Regions from separate parts of the Homo sapiens genome. Here all the other regions are linked to region 4. Evidence: chromatin loops called from intact Hi-C (ENCODE). Cell type or tissue: heart left ventricle. All regions are shown on one strand. Each heading gives the region's core, and the rest is flanking DNA. Links, peaks and the distances in the headings are about the cores only.

Evidence for each region. Hi-C counts contacts between places; a loop is a spot of excess contacts. Peaks named below come from ENCODE experiments on the same cell type or tissue, not always from the same donor. Only the 100,000 strongest peaks of a DNase experiment are listed, where the experiment ranks them.
Region 1: a loop joins it to region 4, with 6 times the contacts of the local background. A loop is called at or near these places in 37 of 110 quality-filtered maps.
Region 2: a loop joins it to region 4, with 13 times the contacts of the local background. A loop is called at or near these places in 64 of 110 quality-filtered maps.
Region 3: a loop joins it to region 4, with 2.5 times the contacts of the local background. A loop is called at or near these places in 50 of 110 quality-filtered maps.

Annotation. Positions count from the first base shown.
Region 1 is chr15:63,287,383-63,291,382 of GRCh38, reverse strand. It overlaps APH1B (aph-1B gamma-secretase subunit), which reads right to left. Exons shown (of 6, transcript NM_031301.4): 4 at 3,837-3,959. Among named protein-coding and RNA genes, the nearest start is that of APH1B, 12 kb to the right of the region's middle. In heart left ventricle, for the core only: CTCF peaks have their summits at 2,211 and 2,418 (motif pointing left); no DNase peak of the experiment used is centred there; H3K27ac peaks cover 362 bases.
Region 2 is chr15:63,464,468-63,469,479 of GRCh38, reverse strand. No RefSeq gene overlaps it. Among named protein-coding and RNA genes, the nearest start is that of USP3, 38 kb to the left of the region's middle. In heart left ventricle, for the core only: a CTCF peak has its summit at 2,613 (motif pointing left); no DNase peak of the experiment used is centred there.
Region 3 is chr15:63,485,017-63,490,028 of GRCh38, reverse strand. No RefSeq gene overlaps it. Among named protein-coding and RNA genes, the nearest start is that of USP3, 17 kb to the left of the region's middle. RefSeq lists enhancers at 2,609-2,678, 2,709-2,758. In heart left ventricle, for the core only: CTCF peaks have their summits at 2,344 and 2,549 (motif pointing left); a DNase peak (open chromatin) is centred at 2,528; H3K4me3 peaks cover 264 bases.
Region 4 is chr15:63,597,270-63,602,281 of GRCh38, reverse strand. It overlaps FBXL22 (F-box and leucine rich repeat protein 22), which reads right to left and starts at 4,895. Exons shown (of 2, transcript NM_001367807.1): 1 at 4,537-4,895; 2 at 1,041-1,585. The coding sequence starts at 4,889. The coding sequence ends at 1,243. It overlaps USP3-AS1 (USP3 antisense RNA 1), which reads left to right and starts at 1,455. Exons shown (of 3, transcript NR_034080.1): 1 at 1,455-1,693. RefSeq lists silencers at 714-843, 1,264-1,553 and enhancers at 541-1,358, 1,621-2,338. In heart left ventricle, for the core only: CTCF peaks have their summits at 1,313 and 2,527; DNase peaks (open chromatin) are centred at 689, 801, 1,401, 2,541 and 1 weaker place; H3K4me3 peaks cover 4,000 bases; H3K27ac peaks cover 3,641 bases.

The DNA.
Region 1 (4,000 bases), core at 1-4,000, 310 kb after region 4:
GAAGTGAAATGGTCTGGGGAATTTTTTAAAATAAAATGATCAGCTGTTCTTTTTTACTAGGTACTAGCTAAAGACATTTTTTCTTCTAAAGCATAAGGGAGGTAATTCGGAATGAAAAACCCAGATTCTATATAATACTAGAAAAATTATCTTCTCTCTGAATTCTGTTTTCTCATCTCAAGCGCTAAATTCTCCACCTTAATAATATTCTTAGGCCAGTTTAGAGCTTATAAGCACTTAAATACATATTCTCTAAATTAATTTCATTTAATTCTCAACAACTCTGAGCTAGGCGTTATTTCTGCCCTTCCTGAAAGATCAGGAAATTGAAGATTAGATGGAAGGACAAGACTTCCTTTGCCCTGTGAACAATACTGCTCTTACCTCCAGGCCTGGAGGAAAGAGGCCTCTTCCCTCTGCCTCGAACATCTTTCTCTGACAACTCCTTTCTTTGCCTGCCTAGCTATTATTCACCCTTTAAGTAAATCTCTACTCGTTATGGCACTTCCTCCATAAGCTGTGCCTGGCTTTCATTTTTCTGTAAGTTATTTATTGAGTGCCATCTAGAAATAAAGGACTCCACAAGATGCCGAGGACAGAGCAGTGAACAATACAGATGTCGTCCTTGCACTTGCATGGCTTAGCACCCAACTGGAGAAAAAGACATTCAACAAATAACTATACCATTACTTAATGACGCCTGTGATAAATGCTGCAAAGCCAAGGTACTGTGGCCTGGGAGCATGGGTTACAGCCTGTCCTTTGTGCCCCATGGCTCTTCCTCATTTCACTGTAGCATTGATCATGCTTTATTGTAATTAGCTGTTTGTCTTTATTCCCCACTATGAATGGAAGTTATGAATGGTAACTGGGCTCTATTTTCATAGCTTGGTATAACTCCTTTAGACTAAAAACATTTAATAATTATGTATGGAATGAGTGATTCAATAATCAAATGGACTTGCCCAAAATACTAAATTAATGAGCCAGGATAAGATTCGAACCTAGGATTCCAATTCCCATACTTTTGTCTCTATACAAAATTACCAAGAAATGGTAATGATTCTAGTAAAATTTAATGCTAGCCTACAACATAACCACAAATAAAAAAGAAGTAACCTATACATAAACATTATTTATAAACTATGCCTGTTTGTAACATAAGAGCCTATGTACACACAGGTATCATATAGTATGGATCTTATTAACACATACTAATATAGACAGATATATACTACAGGCTGAATATCCCTTATCTGAAATGTTTGGGACCAGAAGTGTTTCAAATTTTGAAATATTTGTGCATCTATATATATAAAATGAGATATTTAGGGGATAAGACTCAAGTTTAAACATGAAATTCTTTTTTTTTTTTCTCTTGAAACAGAGTATCCCTCTGTTACTCAGGCTGGATTGCAGTGGGACGATCACAGCTCACTGCAGTCTCAACCTCCCGGGCTCAATGATTCTCCCACCTCGGCCTCCTGAGTAGCTGGGACCATGGGTGGGCACCACCATACCCAGCTGAATTTTTTAATTTTTAGTAGAGACAAGGTCTCACTATATTGCCCAGGCTGGTCTCAAACTCCTGAGCTCAAGTGATTCTCCTGCCTTGGCTTCCCAAAGTGTTGGGATTACAGGCATGAGCCACCACACCTGGCCAAAACATGAAATTCATTTGCATTTCATATATATCTGATACACACAGACTGAAGGTAATTTTACACAATATTTTTAATAATTTTGTGCATGAAACAGTTTTTTCTTGTTCTGACTGTGACCCATCACACAAGGTCAGGTGTGAAATTTCCTACTTGTGGCGTCATGTCGGTGAAGGAAGTTTTGGATGTTGGAGCATTTTTGGATTTTGGATTTTTGGATTAAAAATGCTTAATCTGTAATTAGTGACCCTACATTCCTTATTTATTCTGATTATTATTTAGGCATTTGTAATGGAGTATACTAAACATATAAAGTTATGGATTTACCTGGCAAAAATGAGTTGTGTCTAAATAAATGGTAATTACAAGTAGTTATAAATAACATAAATACAATAAATATAAATTTGGGGATCTTATTTTTAAATGTAATACAAATTAATTTCTTAAATTTATAATTCAAAGTTTATGCTTCAAAGAATGATGTTATAACAGTAAGAAACTTGCAAATGATAAAACAACACTGTTCTTTCATTCTATAGATACAAATTTATAACATAGCCAGTCTGCCATGCTAACTTAGCTAAAGACATTAAGATAGCTTACTGAATATTGAATTTTTCCTTTAATTCCTAGAAATTACAAATACAATCCCCAAATTGGTATCAAATTTTTCTTTTACTACCAAAAGAATCATTTTAAACATCGTATGAAAACAGCCTAGGTCACTAAAGGGAATTAGCACCATCTAGTGAAAAAAGCTGGCAAAACCTGTATATCAAAAGAAAACTGTAGCAGGGAGAGAGAGCCGTGTTAACTGTATATGAAAACAGAAAACAAACTGTAGCACTAACACCCCTTACGATTATGTTTTATTAATTTTCATCGGGTTCTAACAGACTTTACTAATATTACATTTGTTTTAAAGACCTAACACTCAGTATAATCAATCATTAACACATTTGCCAGAAATATGCCAATGATGAAATGTTCAAAAGAAAGATAATTTGCTATGTTGGAAGCACCATTAAATAAGTATGACCCATTAACACACTTTCTTGTCCTCTAACTTGCAGCCAGATTTAAAGGGCCTTGACTCTCTCCTCTAGGCCCTGAAAAGCCAAACCATTTTTGCAGCAGGGAAGATTAGTTAGGTAGTTGCATACAGGATTCACATGAATAGTGTGTCAAGGAAAGACTAACCAGTTGAGGGCAGATGATGGTAAGCCAGAGAGGAGATGTCAAGGCCTGAACTGAAATGGAAACAAAGGGTCTACTGCGAATGGTGAATGAGTGTCCACTGGGCTTGGGGATCACTATGACATTCAACATGCCTCTAAACTACTGCAGAAATTTTTAAAAATTGGTCATACCTCTTTATATCTTTTCCATTATTACCTTAAAGTGTTACTGAAATGCTTATTCACTTTTTTTTCTCTTATTCCCTTATTAGAGGATAAGCTCCCTGAGGAGCTTTAGCATAGATGTTATTAAAAGAAGATACAAATCATGATGTGAACTCAGTTATTTCAATGGCATAACTGTTGTGGAAACGACTAAAAATACAGTGGGTGTTCTCCCCCTATTTTTAAAAGAGTCTTCTTGTGGAACTTAGAAGAAATCTATGTTAATTATGTACGCTACCAACTCTCAAATTTGTGATCACTGCATCATGATGACAATTTTTAGCTCGTGGACGAAAAAGCAATTTGAAATGAGTTGGTCCTTTTAGCTGCATCATTTGGATGAAATGATCAACTCATCTATTATCCCATTTTTCCTCTCAATTTCAGATTAAATTTTACTGCCTATTCCCACAAAAGGCACCACAATGACAATTATAGATTAGGGCTTCTACTGAAGATAACATAAAATCATAAAAACCAAAAAGAGCACATGGCCTTTAAAAATTCACTTCTAACATTTCAACTATATAGCAACATTGTCAGTACAGCAAAATAAAATTTTACGCAAGCTAAATTCCACTCCAAAATTCTAAAACACTCTAACCAGAATTTTTATTTTCCTAAGTCTTTTACTTCACAGTGCCTCAGAGTATTTCGCCTTTAAAAGACATAACATAAATTCCAATCCACTGAAATTCCTAAGCCAGTGAACCCCAATAAGAATGATCATTTAGACTAGAAGCCTGAATGTTGACAGCTATGAGACACATACCTGAATAAAGGAAGAATTGAGGAGAATCTCCATGAATGCCCACTGTGCCTGGCCCCAAGGAGTCAGATAGGGTATTCACAAAGGAAAATACTCCACTCATGATTCCAAAGCCCAAGCCAGAAACTAAACAGGAAGAAAAACACTGTTAACTCTTTTCCTGCCAA
Region 2 (5,012 bases), core at 612-4,611, 130 kb after region 4:
GGTATGTGATGTCAATTTGTTCCATTTCCCGTGATGTTAATGTGGGTCACGTGGCTGATTTGTTGCTATGTCTGAGTCCTCCCCCTGGCCCATGAAATCCTTCTCAAGGTCAAAGAGAGACTCGGCCTGATTCATCCTGGCATCATGGTACCTGAGTACTTAGAATGTTGGAAGGTGAGGAATGAACACTTACAGAGCCCCTCCCACGTGCCCAGCTCTGTGGTTGCTTCTCATTTAAGACTCACAGCGACCCCATAATTTATCCTCATTTTACAGGTGTGCTCAGTGAAGATGAATAATTTGCCTAAGAACACTTGACTGGTAAGTAGCAGATCCAGACTCAAATCCAGATCTGTCTGCCACTTCCCATAACACTAATTCCCTGGAACTAATACACCTAGTCAACATCATGCAATGCTTTGAATGAATATTTTTTTTTAATGAAACAGAAAAATCTAACACCAAGATGACCAAGAAACTTAACACCTTTCTATATCAGCAAGGATTCATTTTTTCCTTCCTTTTTATTCATTTATCCCTTCAACAAATATTTATGGTGGGCTTACTATGCACCAGATGGTGTTATAGATAACAGGGCTATAATAGTGAATAAACAGCTTACATTCTAAATACTAGAAAACCCAGCTAAGGTCATTTCAACAAGAAAAAGGCTAGCATTAGAGTAGCTTCAAGGTTGGTTAATTTAGTGACTCAAAGGTGTCATGGCTAAGGTTTGGGTTCTCTGAGACTCTTTTAGTCTTCTCCTTTGGTCAACAAGGTGTTTGCTTTAGTTTTAAGCAAGACATCCTCAAAGGAAACACAGGGGATGTTCCTGTCATTGTCCCTTTATATGAGCAAAGAAAGTCTTGCTAGAATCCTCCAGGCTGACTTCCCTTCCACCTCATTGCCAGAACTATATCATCAGCCCATGCCTAAATCCATACTTGGCAAGAGGATTGAGCCACTATGCCTGGCTTAGGCACTCTGGACTCACACCCCTACCCCACTCCAGACTACCTCTGAGCTCAACCTTCCCCAAAGCATTTGGTCATCAGAAGAGTAGGCAAGTGAACAAAATTGCAACTTTTTTTTTTTTGAGACGGAGTCTCACTCTGTCGCCCAGGCTGGAGTGCAGCGGCGTGATCTCGGCTCACTGCAAGCTCCGCCTCCCGGGTTCATGCCATTCTCCTGCCTCAGCTTCCTGAGTAGTTGGGACTACAGGTGCCCGCCACCACGCCCAGCTAATTTTTTGTATTTTTAGTAGAGATGGGGTTTCATCGTGTTAGCCAGGATGGTCTCAATCTCCTGACCTGGTGATCCTCCCGCCTCAGCCTCCCAAAGTGCAGGGATTACAGGTGTGAGCCACCGTGCAACTTTCTTTTAAGAAGGAAATAGGGGAAAGGTTGTTAAATAGGCTACTGACAAAATTTTTCAAATCTCCCCTCTCCTAGTTTACCAAATATTTAGACTCTGTGGCTTCTTAGAAACTCTTGTTTATACAAATAAAATTTGCCTCACTGCTATTCCTTGTATTAATTTCTGCTTCTTTTTACTTACCGTTAAGTCACATAATGTCTTTCTTTATATATTCCTATATCTTGTCCCATTCCAAAATAAGGTCGCTTTTCCATGAGTATACAGAATCTTAGCCAGGGGAGGTTTAAAAAATATCTAATAACTAGTACTAAGATGTTCATTGACCACTGCTTCATGTGGGATCCTGGAGGCTGCTGGGCCAGGCATTTACTATTTAGTTGCTAGATCAGGGGGAGTTCAGGAGGATCCCAGTAGAGGGGCAAGGGAGGCTTGGAGGACACTCTGGCTCTACTATTTACCAGTTGGTATGAAAATACTTATTTTAACAACTAGTATAACAGTCCCCACGTGACAGGCTGGACGTCGGTGCTAATCTGCATGACAGCCATTTCCAGTGTGAGTATAATGACCACGGCACAATTTTCCCCACGGTCGGGCATCTGGGCTGCCTCTGGTTTTAACTGCAGTATCAAGCTCAGTTCTACACAACTCTATATGTGCTTTTGTTTCATTTTTATATTTTATAAACTTATTTATAAATATGTATTTCATATTTTGTTTCCTTGGAACATATTTCCCAAAGTGGTATTCCAAGGTCAAAGGGTTTGATCAATTTTATAATTTGACATGGTGATTTTTAAAAGCATTTAACCATGGGTTCAGAAACATCCTTGCCCATTTTTTCACAGACTCCTGTTGCTGGAGAGCTGGCAGGCAGTACGGTATGGTGGAAGGAGGGTGGGTGCTGGGTAAGGAGAGCGGGGCTCGGGTCTGGGCAGTGTTTCTCTACTAGGAGTGGGGGACTTGGCAGTGTCTTAGCCTCTGTGAAGCTTGGTTTCCCCAGCTGTGAAATGTGAAACGTGGGAGGTGCCATCTCTCCCAGCATCAGGCACAGCAGGCATCAGTTGCCTACATCTGTTCCTGATCTTGGCCTGAGGCCCTGGCCATCCTTGTCACACCCTCACCCTGGCCCACCTTTGTGGAGGGTAGGCTGAGTAACTTGACTTGAACAATTAACTGTCAAAGTGTCAAGGAAGGTGTGGGTTCTGCACCATAAGGAGGTGTGTAGACTGCCATCTTCTGGTGCAAAATGTTAGTGTCCAGATGATTTAGGGATCAAGCTACTCTCCCTTGTGTCCCCATGAAGATCTGTCCCCCCCGGGGGAAGCTGCAAGAGAAGGGGCGGGGGGGTTCTCCCAACACAGGCTGGCCCTAGAGTCTGGTACTTTAAGGTGATGTCCTCCTTCTGCCAGTGACACTGAGAGAGAGGAAGATGCTGGGTTTTGAAAGCCTGCTTGTAAATGAAGGTGCTTTTTGAGACTGTGGAGGTGATGGCAAGAAGGATCTTTGTGAAAACAGGAGGTCTATATCAGCAATTTACTAAACCGGTTCAGAGAGGCTGACAGCAGTGGTCAATCAGTCCACAAATATTTACAGAGCGCCTACCATGTGGCAGACACATGCTCTGGCAAACGCTGTTGAAAGAGACAGGCAGGGTTCCTGCTCTCATTGTCTAGTGGGAAACATTGGTGATAAGGTTAATTCTTTTTCAACTGATATGCTTTCTTTTATTTAGTTGGAGATAAACAGAAAATTAAAAGTAATTTAAACCATACTATTTTGCCTCTCAAACACTACAGCCAATTTTATTTCAATACCTTCCAGCCCTTTCAGATGCGTATGCACACTTTTAGCAGAGCTATAATCATAATGCCTATGTGATCCTGAAGTTTGTTGTATTTGACTGATAATAAACATCTCTACACTGCTATCAATCTGCACAGTTATCCTTATTGCTGTATAAGAGGCAAATGTGTGGCTGTATCAAAATCTATATAGCAATTCCCTCAAGTTTAGTATTTTTTTTTTTTTGCTACAATAGATATTGTTGATGTTGACTTCTTTATGGAGGCTTTTTTTTTTTTTTGAGATGGAGTCTCGCTCTGTCGCCCAGGCTGGAGTACGTTGGTGTGATCTCGGCTCACGGCAACCTCCAACTCCCGTGTTCAAGCTATTCTCCTGCATCAGCCTCCTGAGTAGCTGGGACTACAGGAGCCCGCCATCACCCCTGGCTAATTTTTGTATTTTTAGTAGAGACGGGGTTTCACCATGTTGGCCAGGCTGGTCTCGAACTCCTGACCTCAGGTGATCTTCCTGCTTTGGCTTCACAAAGTGCTGGGATTACAGGCGTGAGCCACTGTGCTGGCCTCTTTATGCAGATTTTTATTGCATTACTTCTGAATAATCATGGATATAGTTCTTCCTATGTGTTTCCATATTAGTTCCCAAAGGAACTATTACTAATTTCGAATGCCACCAATATTGTATCAGTAAATCAATTTTGCTGCAACATCAGGTACATTGAATATTGTTGCTTCAAGGCATTTTTGAAAAGATTTTTAAATAGAGTCCCAAATTTGCTTTCTGCAGCATATCTTTGGATGCCAGTAGGCAGGTTTTTTTTTTTGCACATGTGCTATTTATAATTGCTCTTGTGTAAATGTCTGTTTATATTGTGGTTAAAAATTTGAATGAGTCCCTTGTTTGATGGCTTTTCTTAAAAGAGAGAAAAGCAATAGAAGATTGCATTACTGTAGCCCAGAGGGTCAGAATGGCACATAGGGTGTTACTCATTGGGTTAATAACTGTCTGGAATCTTCCCAAGAAAGCTCAGCTGTTCCAGGATCTAGAGTGCAAGTCTCTTCTGCTGCCCAGAACTGCTAAGCAAGAAAAGTGATTCTATAACACCCTTGGTGTGCTTGATTCAATCATGGAAATGACATTATTTCTCACTGTTTATGAAAAAGAGTTGGACACCAGTCTAGGTTACAATAATGCAAATGAAAGGTATGCGATTGGAGCGTTGTTTCCTAGTGACTTGGAAAAATGCATGGCATCCTTGAGTGTCTCAGTTGGAGAAGGCCTCTTCAGATATGGCCCAAACCAGAGAAGTGAAGTGACTTGCAGAAGCTCACACAGCAAGCCAGAGAAGGACTAAACCCCTAGCTGGCATCTATTTTAAATGAACCTGTGATTCTCTCCTTCCGGGCTTCCTCTCCTCTCCATTCCTTCTTCTTCCACCCATGGCCTGCCTCCTCCCAGCCTGCATAATTACCAAAGCATGCTCTGGGAGTGCCTTCTGCCTTGGGAGTAGGTTTCCTTTTCCTACATACCCTCCAACAAGACCCCTGGGCCTTTCTCTCTGGGAATTCAAAGTACTGTGCCACGCAGTGTTTTGTGCAGTAGCTAAAATATTTTGCCAGCACACAAGATCTTCTCCTCAAAGAGGACTGCGGATGTTAGAAGCTGCGCCTGTGTGAGGGTGGGAGATCTTGACTTTGTCAGGAAGCCTTTTGGTTTAAAATCTCGCTGGGCATGGTGGCTCACACCTGTAATCCCAGCACTTTCTGAGGCCAAGGCAGGTAGATCACCTGAGGTGAGGAGTTCGAGACCAGCCTAACCAGCATGGTGAAACC
Region 3 (5,012 bases), core at 385-4,384, 110 kb after region 4:
ATTGTGGTGACAAGAGAAGGCACATCACCCTGGAAAGGACCCTGTCTCATTTTTCTTTGTTTTTATTTTTTATTTTTATTAAGATTATTTTTTAGAGATGTGGTCTCTCCATGTTGCCCAGGCTGGCCTTGAACTCCTAGCCTCAAGTGATCCTCCTGCCTTAGCCTCCCAAAGTGCTGGGATTACAGGTGTGAGCCACCAAGTCCAGTTTATCTCATTCATCATTGTACCCCAGTGCTAGGCACATAGTAAGCATTGAGGAAATGTTGAATGAATGAATATCATTTTTAAGCACTGAGGAAACCTATTTTTAAAATAGTAAATGTTATTATCACAACTTTGTAAAAAGTGCATTTTAAAATGTTTCTAAAATCCACTAATAAATACCAACAGTAAGCCGGACATGGTAGTGTGTCCGTAATCCCAACTACTCAGGAAGCTGAGGCGAGGAGGATCACTTCAGCTTAGGAGTTTAAGGCTGCAGTGAGCTGTGATTGTGCCACTGCACCCCAGCCTGGCCAACAGAGCAAGACCCCGTCTTTAAAAAAAGTTGTAAAAAGAAATACCAACAGCAGTTGAATGGTGGAGTTCTGGGAAATCTTTCGTTATTTCCTTTTCTTTTCTCTTCCTTCCTTCCTTCCTTCCTTTCTCTTTCTTTCTTTCCTTTTTTTTTTTTTTTGACAGTGTCTTGCTGTCGCCCAGGCTGGAGTGCAGTAGTGCAATCTTGGCTCGCTGCAACCTCTGCCTCCTGGGCTCAAGCACACCTCAACCTCCCTAGTAGCTGGGATTCCAGGCGCATGCCACCACGCCCATCTAATTTTTCTATTTTTAGTAGAGATGGGATTTTGCCATGTTGGCCAGGCTGGTCTTGAACTCCTGACCTCAAGTGATCCACCTGCCTCGGCCTCCCAAAGTGCTGGGATTACAGGCATGAGCCACTGTACCTGGCCTTTTTCTTTCTTTTCTGTATTTTTCCCATTTTGTGTACTATAGCAACATTTTTAATAATGAATAAAGTATATTTTAGTCCCATCCACACCTTCCTTCCTCCCAAAAAAGGAATTGTGAGAATTACAATTTACAACCTAATATTTTAAAAGTCTTGTGCCATGTAAAGTGTAAATGACGAAGACTGAGAAACCATGACCTGAACTTTATAATGCAATGAAATAAAGTTTACCACACTCTGACGTGTCTGACAATATGCATGAGGATTGTGTAGCTGGGCATGACCAACAATTCTCATAAAACACTGTGATTGGTATTACTTGAAACAGCCAAACTGGCCTCTGTCAGATGCTTGGGGAAGGGAGGCGGGAACTGGATGGGGTGTGTGTGGCTCTGTTGGCCTCAGAAGACCCCTGGATCCATAACCCAGGTATGCCACTTTGCTGGCAGAGAAGGCCAGGACCTGGGAGCTCCGAGGACCTCCGGCTGACAGATTTGCAGCCTCCAAGTGGGGCTGGTGCTGCACAGGCTTCACAAAGGAGCTTTTTACCACAACAGGAACGGCACGAACACCCCAAACTCTGCTTTCCTTCCCTTCCCAGCCTTCTAGATATGGAGAGTTCATAAGGATACTGCCTGAAATGTCATCAATAAAAATGTGTTGGGCAGCAGAACGATTGCCTTTGAGAGGGCTAGAGGAGAGAATATTCATTCACACAACAAATGTTTATTGAGAATCTACTATATGCCAAGCATAAGGGAGGTCCTGTGCATACATGGTGTCATTTCCTTGCATCAGCCTGATGAAGATGCTATTAGACCCCACTATACAGATAATGAAACAGGCTGGGAAATGTTAAGTTAGTGACACTGAGTCACACATTTAAGTAAGTGGTGGTAGTGGGGAGGGAGGTGGAAAGGGAGGGAGGAGGGACTCAAACACAGCCCCATCAGAGGTGGAGAGCCTCTCTTCCCACATTGCGCATTGCACAACAGCAGAGGTTTCCAGACTTCATGCTTACAGCCTTTGTGACCATCAGCAGCTACTCTGGGTCTCGGTCTCCTTGTTTATAAAAATAAAGTGCTTGAATGGCTCACACCTGCAATCCCAGCACTTTGGGAGGCCAAGGCAGTCGGATCACTTGAGGTCAGGAGTTTGAGACCAGCCTGGCCAACATGGCAAACCCCACCTCTACTAAAAATAGAAAAATTAGCCAGGCGCGGTGGCGGGCACCTGTAATCCCAGCTACTTGGGAGGCCGAGGCAGGAAAATCGCTTGAACCTGGGAGGCAGAGGTGGCAGTGAGCCGAGATCGCACCACTGCACTCCAGCCTGGGCGACAGATCGAGACTCCATCTCAAAAAAAATAATAATAAAATAATAAAATAAAGTGCTTGAGAAAATACGTTTCCCAAGTGTCCCAGCGCTGGGTTCTTTGTCACAGTGTTTCCTCTTCTTGCCTTTTTCCCCACTGTGATCCCTTTTCGGTGATCCTCTTCTTGCCTTTGTAAAAGCTCTGCGGGACCAATTCTCTCGGGCCTTCCGCGCAGAGCTCTCCCAGGGACTCCGGTCTCTCCCCAGCTCGCCCCCTAGGGGACACAGGTGGTGCTGCGTGAGTCCGGGCTCCCAGTGAGAGTCCATGCAATTGTCAGACCAAGTCAACATAATCACCGGTTTGAATTCAACTTCAATTGCTGCTTTACCTTTTAAAAAAACATGGATCTAGAAAATATTCAGCTCTTCCCACATTCACCAGGGCAATGCTGCTGAAACATTTAATGACGGGGAGTATTTGTAGCCCGAAGACCTACTGTTTCTGTGAGTCATATTTAAAAATGGGATTACATGTTTACTTCCTACACCTCAGTTTCTTTTAGGTCCTGTGAGACTACTGATTGATCCAATGCTGATTTTGCAGGGATGCCAAACTGTGATTATAAAACAATATATTTGTCTCTACTTGGTTATTTTTATTAAAATAATCAATTTTTATTAGGTAATATATACATGTGGCACAATATCCAAAAATCACTAAGAGGTTTTCAGTAATTATCATATGACCCAGCAGTTGCACTCCTGGGGATATACCCAAAAGAACTGAAAAACAGGTGTTCAAACAAAAACTTGTATACAAATGTTCACAGCAGCACTTTGCATGATACCCAAAAGGCAGAAACAAACCAAATGTCATCAACTGACAAATAAACAAAATGTGGTTTCTCTATACAATGGAATATTATTCAGCCATAAAAGGGAAAGAAGTACTGATACGTTCTACAATATGGATGGACCTTGAAAGCATTATGCTAACTGAAAAAAGTCAGACATAAAAGGCCACATATTATATCATTTCATTTGTATGAAATATCTTGAATAGGCAAATCCGAAGAGACAGAAAGCACATGAGTAGTTGCTGGGCCAGAGGTAGGAAGGAATAGGAAGTACTAATGAGCATTGAGTCTCCTTTTGGGTGATGAAATGTTCTGAAACTGGATGCTGGTGGTGGTTGCATGACATTATGAATGTACTGTATCATACACCTTAAAATAGTTAAAATAATACATTTTATGTTATGTGTATTTTACCACAGTAAAACAAATAGTACTCTATCTTTCCAGAAATGATGATGATTATTATTATTTTGAGATGGAGTTTTGCTCTTGTTGCCCAGGCTGGAGTGCAATGGCGTGATCTCAGCTCACCACAACCTCTGCCTCCCGGGTTCAAGCGATTCTCCTGCCTCAGCCTCCGGAGTAGCTGGGATTACAGGCGTGCACCACCATGCCCGGCTAATTTTGTATTTTTAGTAGAGACGGGGTTTCTCCATGTTGGTCAGGCTGGTCTCAAACTCCCGACCTCAGGTGATCCACCCGCCTCGGCCTCCCAAAGTGCTGGGATTATAGGTGTCAGCCACGCACCTGGACTGTAATGAGTTTTATTAGTTTGTTTTTTGTCTTTGTTTGTTTATAGGTTTATTCTTCAGAAAATTTTAAAGTTTTGTTGTTGTTGTTGTTGTTGTTGTTTTTTGAGACAGAGCTTTGCTCTTGTCACCCAGGCTAGAGTGCAATGGCACGATCTCAGTTCACTGCAACCTCCCTATCCTGGGTTCAAGCAATTCTCCTGACTCAGCCTCCCAAGGGGCTAGGATTATAGGCACCTGCCACCACACCCGGCTAGGTTTTTGTATTTTTAGTAGAGATGGGGTTCTGCCATGTTAGCCAGGCTTGTCTCAAACTCCTGACCTCAGGTAATCCACCCGCCTCGGCCTCCCAAAGTGCTGGGATTACAGGCATGAGCCACCACGCCTGGCTAAAGTTTCATACACTCAAATTTATCAGTGTTTGCCTTTATGGTTTCTGTATTACATGGCATGCTTAGACAGAGCTTCTTCATTCCACGATTATAAACATATTCAACTATATTTTCTTCTTGTACCTTTTTTATTTTTTATTTTTTTGAGACAGGGTCTTGGTCTGTTGCACAGGCTAGAGTGCAGTGGTGTGGCCATAGCTCACTGCAGCCTCTCCTGGGGCCAAGATTCTCCCGCCTTAGCCTCCTAAGTAGCTGGGACTACAGGACACAGCACCACACCCGGTTAATTAATTTATTTTTTTAGTGGAGAAGAGGTCTCACTAAGTTGCCTGGGTTGGTCTTGAACTCCTGGGTTCAGGCTATTCTCCCCCCTTGGCCTCCCAAAGTATTGGGATTACAGGTGTGAGCCACTGTGCCATCCCCTTTACTTTTATGGTTTCATGTTTGACATTTAGGTTTCTATTCGTCTGGGATTGATTTTGGGATAAGGAGTGAGGTAGCAATATAATTTAAATGGTTTTCCCAAATGGAAAATGATGTGTAGCCTGTTGTCTCAATACTATTTAATGAACAGCCCTTTTTTTCTCCTTTGATTTGAAATGCCAGCTTTAAAGTATTAATTCATATATTTTGGGTCTATTTCTGAATTTTTTTCCTGTTGGTTTATCTGTCTATTTCTCAGTCTACAATGCTTTGTTAACCAGAAGTCGGCATTCAATTTTATGGGGTCATCAATATAAATACTACTAAAT
Region 4 (5,012 bases), core at 507-4,506:
CCAGTTACCTGTTGTCTCTTCCCCCACTAGAAGGTAAGCTTCATGAGAACAGAATTTGTCTTTTTCCTTGCCGTTTCCCTATTTGAGCAATGAATTAAGGAACCTGTGAGTAGGGATCAAGCTCCTCTTTCACACAGAAGAAACACCTGGCCTGGGAGGGGTAAAGGGCTTTGTCGCAGCTGGCGCTGGGTGGAGCCGGAGTGTGAACAGCGCCCATCACAGTGCTCCTCGCCTCTTCCACCCACCCAGAATTCTCCCCAGTGACCCAGGACCAGGCGGCTGCCGGGGGGCCGAGAGCCTTCACTAAATGTGACACATCAGTGACTACAGCCCTGAAATTCAAATTGGAAGCCTAGGCTTGTGCTCATGTCCAGCAAATCCAACAGGTGAAAAATCTAGCTTGTCAGCTTATAATGGTTCCATTATCAAAAGCTTAGCCAGGGCTGCTGGTTTTGTTTTTGTTTAGTTTGAGGCTTTTTTTTTCTTCCAAATCATTTCTTTTTCCCTTATGAGAACAGTAGAAAATATGGGTAACTATGCAGTTTATGTAAGCATTCAACAATTGGGAGCGAATTTTCTACAATCGCGAGTGCGGTCACTGCGGGAACGCATCCGCCCCAGGAAAGGTGGGCGGGCAGACGCGCGTGCGGGCAAAACCGCAAGGAGGAGCGGCTCGGTGGCTCCTTCTGCCCGTGCGCCCCTGCTTCCCCTCCTCCTGCTTCACCGAGATCACCACCGGGGCTCCTGGAGGTGGCGGTCCCCAGGACACTCCGGGAGCCGGCGGGGTCTCGCTGGGTCGCTCCGCCCGGAGGCTCCCCAGACCCCTGCGCGCGGCAGCCCTGGCCCCCGTCACCCCCGAGCGCAAGTCGGCGAACTCCGAGTGGTCAGGTCCTCCCCACCGAGGTGATTTCGGTCCAACGGCGATCGGAGTCCCCGAGGACGGTGCAGGCGCCTCCCGCCTCCGTGGGGAGCGCACAGCAGAAAGCCTGGGGCGGAAGCAAGAGGGGAAAGGCGGTGGTGTTGAGTGAGAACCAGCCGAGTGTTTTCCAAATATCCATTTAATCTTGCGTTTATCCTATGTATAAAATCGTAACGTGAGGTAGGCTTTCTTATCCCCACTGTGCAGACGGGGAAAATGAGGCTCAGAATATGCGGTGGTGGTCTGAAGGTGGAAGAGCTGGGTTCGAAGCCAGGACGGTCTGGGGCTGCGCTCCTTCCCCGGGGGCAGCGGCGGGGCGGCGTCTAGCGCTGCAGCAGCTTGCCGAGGGCCGCGGCGGGCGCGCGCGGGCGCGGGGGCTGGTCGGGCAGCATGGCGGCGCTGTGCTCTGCCCGCAGGGCCAGGCGCGGGCACGCGGCGCGCAGGCGGCGCAGGCCGGCCGCGCTCACGTTGCGGCAGAAGTCCACGTGCAATGTCTGCAGCGCGCGCCCGTCCGCCGCCACGGCAGCCAACGTGCGGTTGGTGACGCGCGCGCAGTTCTCCAGGCGCAGTGCGCGCAGGCGTGGGCAGCAGCGCAGCAGGCGCGCCAGGCAGTCGTCGGTAACGTGGCCGCAGCCCGAGAGCGTGACGGACGCCAGGTTGGGGCACCTGTGAGGAGAGTGCGGTGACCCGGGGCTCACTGGCTTGTTAAAGCTACCCAACCGCCCCATGGGACCGAGTGGACTCATTTACCGAGGAGGACTCGGGCCCTGCGAGGTGAAGACACTTGGCTGCGATGACACTGCAGGGTTCCAAGTCGGCTTTCTGGCCGGCCCATTTTCCCTCCTCTTTCTGCCCCTGCACCCCACCGTACCTTCATCTGCGTGGGTTCTTGGCTCGTAGCCTTGGGAGCCCCTAGTGGGAAGCCCCGACCCCGGCCCAGCAGAGTCCTGGGGCGGCTGTGGACAGAGGGAATGCCGGTTCCAGGAGCCACAACCCTTGACTCTTTGTTTCGCTCTGGATGTGCTGCCTTGCAGGGGAGCGGTGCTTGGCGATTGCTCCAGTCTAGCTTCAAGCTGAGGCCCCTGAATGTCCCGGCGGGACGTGAGTGGGAAGAGGGATTTGTTTCCTTGGAGGTGGCCTAGTGACAGGCCCATCCCAACCCTCAAGGCGGTGGGGGCACGCGTTAGCATTGAGTCCGGGTTCAGCTTAGTAGACTAGAGCTGTTCCTGCATCCCCTGGGCCACCAGCCTGGAAAAGGGTAGGGTTCGGAGGCAGCTAGAGGCAAGCCCTGAGCAGGTACAGTCACGGACACCCACCCAGGTCGCTTGGCCAGAAAGCTTGGGGGACCCTCTGCTGCAGCCTCACCAGCCCCTCCCAGCAAAGAAAAGATCTTGAGCCAAGTTAGACTTGGTTTATCGCCGTGTCAGTCACTCACGGAGCCTTCATTTCCTCTGCGTGGGGGGAATAATGTCTACCACTGGGGTTGTGAGGAGCCTGCAACGGGGCCTTCCACAGGCAGTCCTAACCCGCTTTCCCTGGAAACAAACGGGACCAGCCTGCTTCCAGTCCAGAAGGACCGACTAATGGGCCGGGGCCTTGGCTCCCCGCAGCCAGAGGGAGCTAGAGTCTGGGCTGGGGAAGCGTTTCCCTTTCCCTGCCAGCCTCCCCCGCAGCTCCGTGACTGCCCCTGGCTGTGCCAGCTCGGCTCCTTTGTGCCAGGGGAGGGAAGTAAGGAACTTAAATATGTTGGGTGCAGCCAGGTGTCACACCGAGCCCGGGCCTCCTTCAGGTTTGTGTGCCCTCATTAGTCACCCCGTCAACCTCTGCACCCCCAGTTTTGTACATGAAGAAACTGGCTCCGGCAGCTCAGGTGACTGGCTGGTGACTTATTTGCTGTCAGACCCAGGACAGATGTCTGAACCTTGCTGGGCGTCACTTCCTCATTTGTCAAGTGGGAGGAATTGTTACCTTCAAGGTGGTTATAAGGATTAGGTGTTTAAGCCTCAAAGGTGTTGGGTGATCTTTTCTTCTAAGAATCTTTGGAATAATTCTGATACAGGGAAAAAACAAAGAGCGGACTGTCCCCCTGCCCAGCCATCCTCAGCCATTCCTCCCGACCTGAGCTGAGTGCCAGAAGAACCAGATTCAGTAGACGTTCATCAGTACCTACTATGTGCCAGGTGCCACTGTGTCATTTAATCCTCTTACCCTGTTGGATAAGAAAAATTTAGCACATTTTATAGAAGAAGAAATGAGGTTGCAAGAGTTTGAAGTATTTGAGCTGGGGTCACATGGTTGGACGAGCTGAGCGGCTCAGCAGAGTGCTGACAGCAAAGCCCTTTGCTCTTTATGTGACAGCAGGGCCCCTTGCTTGATCAGTACAGTGGCCTGGGAGGTCCACTTCACACCTTGCAGGTTTGGGGCATTAAGCTCGGTTCTCTTACAGTAAGAATGGAACAACTTCAGGACATGTTGTGCCATTCGCCTCCCCCCAACCCCCACCCATGTCACTCTAGTCTAATTCCTGGGCCTTGTTAAGCCCATCAAAATAGCCTTGTCCAGTCGGGGCCCAACCCCAAGTCCATCTTCTGTTTTCTTCCTACCAGCTCAAAAGAAAGGTGGGGTCACTACGCTGTTTCCTTCCACTCCTGTCGTGCTGCCAGCAAATAGCAGCTATGAACTTGGGTGGCAGTAAACTGGCTGAGTCTAGTTTTCCATGAACAGCCAGGGCCAGTTTGTTATATGATCAAGGGGGTGTTTTTCCTCAAAGGCAGCACGGGACTGGCAGAAGCTCAGTGAGAGGCTGGTTGAATAGCTCTGTGTTCTTGCCTGGGCCGCTCTGCCCATGAGGCTGGGACCATGGAGGGAGCCTGGCCTGGTGGTTCAGTGTCTATGTCTGTGTCTGGGGTGGGGGTTAGCAGATAAACACAAGATGTATTTGGGACATACTTACACTAAAATATTATTCACTGTTTATCTGAAATTCATATTTAACTGGGCAGCCTATATATTTGCTAAAATCTGGCAACCCTAGACTGGGCAAATCATACCACCTCGTGGAGCATCAGTTTGCTAATTTGAAAAATTAGGCTAAGCCACCCTCCTTAGGAATACTGTGTAAATCAGTAATTCATCTACTCCTGGAGTCTGGTTTGGCTCAGCTGACCTGAGCACCCTGGCTTCTCCACCTCTGGCTCCCCACCCTCTCTTTCCTCCGTAGTTTCCCAGGCCTTGAGGGCTGCTTGCTAGGCCTAATGGAGGGGTGAGCTGATTGCTGCATCTGGAAGCCTTTTCCCAGAGCCTGACCTTGAAAATCCAGGCCCAGCTGGACCCACCCAGCACTTAATGACTACCAGTACGGAGGCCCCACTTCTTGGTGTTTGCATGAAGCAGCCCAGGACCTGTGAGGCTAAGAGGAGGATTAGCAATTGTTTCCCTCATGATTTTATTGTCTCCTGGGGACCCTGCTTTGGGCGGTCTGGATGTCTGCCTTGGGCCTAGTTTGAGGCGCCCCGAAGGTGGAGCCATCTTGGTCTCGTAATTTGCTCTTCCCTGCCCCCCAAGAGGGAAGCCAGAGCTAGCGGGGCCAGCACTGCTCAGGAGGCAAGGTGGCCTACCTGTCGCACACCCGGAGGAGGAAATCATTGACCAGGCTCTCGTGCCGGCTGCAGATGCTTCTCTGGAAGGCACTCTTGAGCCAGTCCTCAATGCTGCACACCTGCACGCGGCTGGAGTGCCAGCAGATGGAGAGGCTGCGGAGTGCCGGGCCCAGGAGGAAGTTGTCCTTCTGGAGTTCAGTGAGGGAACGGAAGTGCAGCAGGGACCAGAGTGCGGGGTCCTCAAACACGTCGTGGAGCTGGGAGCAGGTCCTGGCAAGGCTCTTCCTGCTGTCCTTGTCTAGGAAGGAGAAGAGGTGCAGCAGGCACTCCCGGTTGAGCTGGGTTATGTGCATGGTGAGCAGTGGCCACATGTGAGTGCAGCTGCAGCCGGGGGACGGCTGACCTGCCTCCTCTCCTCCTCCCCGACTCTGGGCCGGTGGACATATATGGTTGAGGAATGGTGTTTATTTTTGGCTAACAACTGGTGCTGAAGC